Regions from separate parts of the Homo sapiens genome. Here region 2 is linked to region 1. A link is an interaction called in ENCODE POLR2A ChIA-PET data of the cell type or tissue named here. Cell type or tissue: OCI-LY7. All regions are shown on one strand.

The links. ChIA-PET counts read pairs that join two places held together with the same protein. Peaks named below come from ENCODE experiments on the same cell type or tissue, not always from the same donor. Only the 100,000 strongest peaks of a DNase experiment are listed, where the experiment ranks them.
Region 2: POLR2A ChIA-PET joins it to region 1 with 7 read pairs; 2 of 35 experiments call an interaction of 5 or more read pairs at or near these places.

What each region holds. Positions count from the first base shown.
Region 1 is chr5:117,855,480-117,857,979 of GRCh38, forward strand. The region is part of intron 1 of LINC02147 (long intergenic non-protein coding RNA 2147); the gene reads left to right. Among named protein-coding and RNA genes, the nearest start is that of LINC02147, 130 kb to the left of the region's middle. In OCI-LY7, no CTCF peak of the experiment used is centred here; no DNase peak of the experiment used is centred here.
Region 2 is chr5:119,326,209-119,328,708 of GRCh38, forward strand. It overlaps a transcript of TNFAIP8 not described here. Among named protein-coding and RNA genes, the nearest start is that of TNFAIP8, 29 kb to the right of the region's middle. In OCI-LY7, no CTCF peak of the experiment used is centred here; a DNase peak (open chromatin) is centred at 1,066; H3K4me3 peaks cover 1,132 bases; H3K27ac peaks cover 1,254 bases.

The DNA.
Region 1 (2,500 bases):
TTACAAACGTAGTCACAAAAATCCTATAAAGCAATTATAATTTTACTTGTTTTTTGGAGGTGTAAGTTGAGTTTAACTTTCCAGCCCCCAAAACAAAGTTTTTTCTACCCTGGCTTACTCCTTGGCACTTCCTTCCACATGTTTTCTATTTGGTGATGGTATCTTTGTCCTTGTAATCACCTGTGTTCAAAATCCTGGGGACATCTTTGGCTATTTCTTGCTGAAACTCCATTCACCAATTACAGATGGATAAATTGTCAATGAAAAATAAAAGAATATAAAACAAAAACCAACAGCTCACAAATATACTAAAAATATCTTACAAGGGGAAAAACTTTCCTAACTATGATATAAAATATAAAATATGTCATTAAGACTGTCAGAAAACTTTGACCATAAAATCTAAAATGTAAAACATGAACACAATTCTGTATTTTAAAAAAACACAGTATAAAAGTTAAGAAAAAGACCAACCAGGAAAAATTAGCAAAATATAAAGAACCAATACTACTAATAAGGAAAAATTCTCAAAATCAATTACTGATTTTTAAAATTTTTAACAGGAAAATGGTCAAAAGACAGGCAATAAGCAGTTAAGTACAGAGAAAATATAGTTGACTAATTTAAGTGAAAACAAAATGCTCAATCTCACAAAGAGTTAAGGAAATACAATGGGATGTCAGATTTCATCTATCAGGGAACAAAAGACTGATTAACTCTTGGGGAAAGCGAGGGGAATTAATTATTGAAAAAAGTATACTTTGGCAACTTTTAAAATTCGGTTAAAAGGTTTATATGTACTTTTCTTACCAATACCAAGGAAAATAAAGAAATCATATATCTGGGGCAAAGTTTTTCCTAAGGGATAGTCATTGTCATAAATAACAACCATGTTAAATATGAGAAAAATGTGACAACTACTAACGTGTCTTAAGAGCTGGGAAATAAACCCAAACGCCTCTTGACCAAGCGGTGGGCTCTGTTCCTGTAACTGCTTCTGCTTTATGTCACTGTCCACTGTGCTCTCAACTTTTCTGTCCTAAAGGTTTTTCCCCTAATGTGCTGTTTATTTTCTCGATCAATGTGATGTTATCTCTTCACCTAGTAAACTCTTCTTGATTCTTCATCTCTCACCACCCTCTAGCCCATGCCCACCAGTCTTAGGTATCCACAGTAATTTAGGAATGCTCTCTCCTCTCTCATTCCATGTTCAATATCTTTCTCCTCTGCTGTATTTTTAAGTTCAATGGAGACAGAGATCATATCTGATGTGTCTGACCTTTGCTGTATGCCTAGCACTTAACTTAATGACCGGCACCTGTTAGGCACTTAATAAATTCTTTCTGAATTAACTAATGAAATTACTTTGTATGTATACTATGGAATTCATCCTATTTATTCATTACAATGATGTCATGAGTACACTCAACTATTCATCCATTACAATGATGTCATAGCATATTTAATGAAAAGTACTTCATGATATAAAACTGATTAAAAGCACTTATTCTCGTACATACCATCCCTAACTCTCAGGTCGCAAGACAACTATCTGCTTTGAGGTCATTACAACTAACCACTAATTATGTCTTCAGATATAAGGTCATTGGTCACAAGAAGCTCAAGGCTTCCGGGTATTCCATTATACTCTGGATTCTAATCTACATAAGGCACCAAATATAGTTTTTTTTTTTTCCTGACTCTTATTTTCTTCTTTTCCCTAACTCTTTCAACCTTTCTGCTGTACTCTCCAAAAGCCAACATCAGTTTTCAGTAAACTCTATAACCTCAATGTTTCCTTCTCCTCTTGCTCTAATGAAAACCCAACTTCTCTGAATTAACCCTTTCCCTTGAAGCCTCCTTAAAAGGTGCTTCTTTTGTTCTTTCATATTTCTCATAGTCTGGAGCCTGAAGTAGAAGAGGTATTCTCCTTGCTCATTACCTTTTCCAGACTATCTTTACTCCTTCTAAAACATCTTCAGCTTCTCATGTTCGGTATTACCAGACAATATGTTCCAGCAATACCCTTCCATCACACACATCACTTCTACTTAAACCTTGAAGATTTTTAGTCACTGGGATCCTCCTAATTATACTCCTTTCTCTTGGTCATGATCTATACAATTATATAACCTGTAACTGCAGGTTTGATAGTCTCAATTTTAAGCACCCCCACTTGCTGCCAATTACATATGAGTTTTTCAGTTCATCTTTTTTTTGGCCTACTTTATCGACTCCTTGACACCAAGAAATATTAGTGCAGTCTATACATTGAGTTCTTTCCTTAAACTCTTTAAATTCTATAACTCTTCATTATAATTAGTTTCTTATATAAAAGTCAAATTTCTTACCCATATTCCTTTCATTGTATTTGTCTAGGAAGCATCCAATTTTGGTTCCACGCAACTGCAACAAGCTGGAAAAATAAAACCCACAAAACAGTGCTGGTATCGTCTCATTTCAAATTCATGGTTATTAATCTTAAGTGGGTCTTTATTAC
Region 2 (2,500 bases), 1.5 Mb after region 1:
GCTGATGAGGTGTGTATAGTGATGGTTACCTCTTGGAGCCAAACATGGCTATCTCTTGGAGCAAAATGTGGGAAATGCTGTAAGTGTCCAAATATCACGGAGATGCAGGAGTGGGAGCAGTGACTGGCTACAGTGTCATGAAAGGCTCCATCTGAGCTGAGCCTTGGGAGACTGGCAGTGTTTTGCAGCTGGTGATGATGGAAAGAATCCGAGGGGCTGAGGAAAGCAGGTGAGCAGAGGCCCAGAGGCAAAACAGTGAAGCACGGTGGGGGCAGGACTGGGGACTGCTTTAAGTCCTATGTTGACTCATGGACTCAGACCCCTGAGCAGCAGGGAAGCATTGCGTGCTCCTCATCAGAGGGTAACATGGTGAGAGAGGATATGGAAGTGCTTTTTAAACTTAATTCTAGGTACACATGGCAGTGTTAAGGGTGATCGGGCTGTGCTTTGAGAAAATGTATCATGAGGACAACTAAGTAAGAAGCACAGGAAGTTCAGGCCAGAGGATGAGCCTGAAGGAGGTTGGGGTGATGGGGCTGGAAATGAAGAGAAAGCAGAGGAGTGTTTTGAAGGTGAGGAAGAGGGAGAGTGGGACCCACGATGACACTGAGCCAGAGAGTTTTAGTTTGAATGACTGATGGGAAGATGAGATATGGAGCCCTAGAAGAGAAGCTGTTTGGAAGTAAGAACATTTATGAATTTAGTTTTGACCCATCCCTTTACTGAATTAGTGAGCCTCTTCCAGATTAAACCAGCCCGTGTGCCCTCCATTGTCCTGAAGGGGCTTGGGTGACAAGAAGATAGAGGAGACAGAAGTATATACCACAGGATAGGGGCTCGGGCTCCCATGGCCTCTTCCTCCTCTGTAAGAAAAGGACTGCATTTGTGGAAAGGGGAAATGAGGCTCCAACTCCTTTCCAGGAGATGAGATGTTGTTTCCTGGAAATGTCTGTTCCCAGACCCCCATTGGGAATGATTTGCTGCCAGCCCTGTCGTTGAGTAAATTTCTTCATTTTGTTAGGCTGAGGCGGATGGGGGCGGATGTGTGTTGACTGTGGAGTACATGAACATGTGGGCTCAGGGTACAGATGGGAAGAGGCCCAGAACTGGGTGACACATCATATTTTCCCCACAAACATTCAAAAATGATGTGTGCTTTTCTTAGGGGAAAAAATCAAAAGGAAAATACTCAAGACGTTATAATTCTGATTGCTCTCTAAATTGGAAAAGGTTTTATTGTTTTGGGTTTTTTTGTTTGTTTGTTTTTTGAGACAGAGTCTCGCTCTGTTACCCAGGCTAGAGTGCAGTGGCGCGATCTCTGCTCACTGCAACCTCTGCCTCCTGGGCTCAAGCGATTCTCCTGCCTTAGTCTCCCAAGTAGCTGGGACCACAGGTGCCCACTACCACGCCTGGCTAATTTTTGTATTTTTAGTAGATACGGGGTTTCACCATGTTGGCCAGGCTGGTCTCGAACTCCTGACCTCAGGTGATCCGCCTGCCTCAGCCTCCCAAAGTGCTGGGATTACACGTGTGAGCCACCGTGCCCGGCCGCGTTATCTTAAGCTTTACAGCAACCCTAGGAAGGAGGTTATTATTATATTCACTTTACAAATGAAGTGACTGAGGCACAGAGAAATTAAGTTACTATTTCAAGGTCATATAGTAAGTGGCAGAGATTAACTTGAACTCAGATATGTCCAACTCTAAGCTGTTACATTATAATACATGAGCTTAAGAAAAGAAGCTTCTGCTTGAAAGTATGGGAAGATCTAATAATGTCTAGCTAAGTGAAGTAAGATGAAAGAAAAGAAAGGGACCAGGTCTCCCTGCAGGGAAGAAACAGACCATAAGGAAGATCAACCCAGCTGGGCTTGAAATGGCTTCCAGGGAAGAACCTCAGCAGTTTATAAACATTTTAAAATATAATCTAAAATGACAATATACTTACATTGTTCAAAAGTCAGAATGTAAATTTATAGAGCAGAAACGCTCTTATCTTTGCCACCCACTGCAGTTCTGACCCTCAACCCTTGCCCTTGTTTCCAAGAGACAACTCGGCCTCCCAAAGTGCTGGGATTACAGGCATGAGCCACTGTGTCCAGCCTGGAAAAGTTTTTGAAACTTACTTCGCAAAAAAAATTTGGTTTGAAAATAGCCACATGGGTAAAACTACATAATGAGAAAGCTCTCTGTCCTCTAGAGAGGGAATGGAGAATAGAAGTGCTTGGCTAGCATTCTCTGGATTGTTGTCTTTTCAAGAAACCACCTTCTGCTACCTTAAAAACAAAAGGAGGTTTAACAGAATGCAAATGGAAGTGAGAATGGGAGACACACAGATGAGAAGACAGCAGAACTTGGTGAGTAAGTGACCACCCAAACCAAGGGAGGAATCAGTGATGACTGAGTGACAAGGTTGTGAAGGGAGCCAGAGAGGTTAAAACAGAGAGAAAAAAATAACAGGTTGGTGATGGAGGGAGGATGAGAAATTTAACTTGGGAAA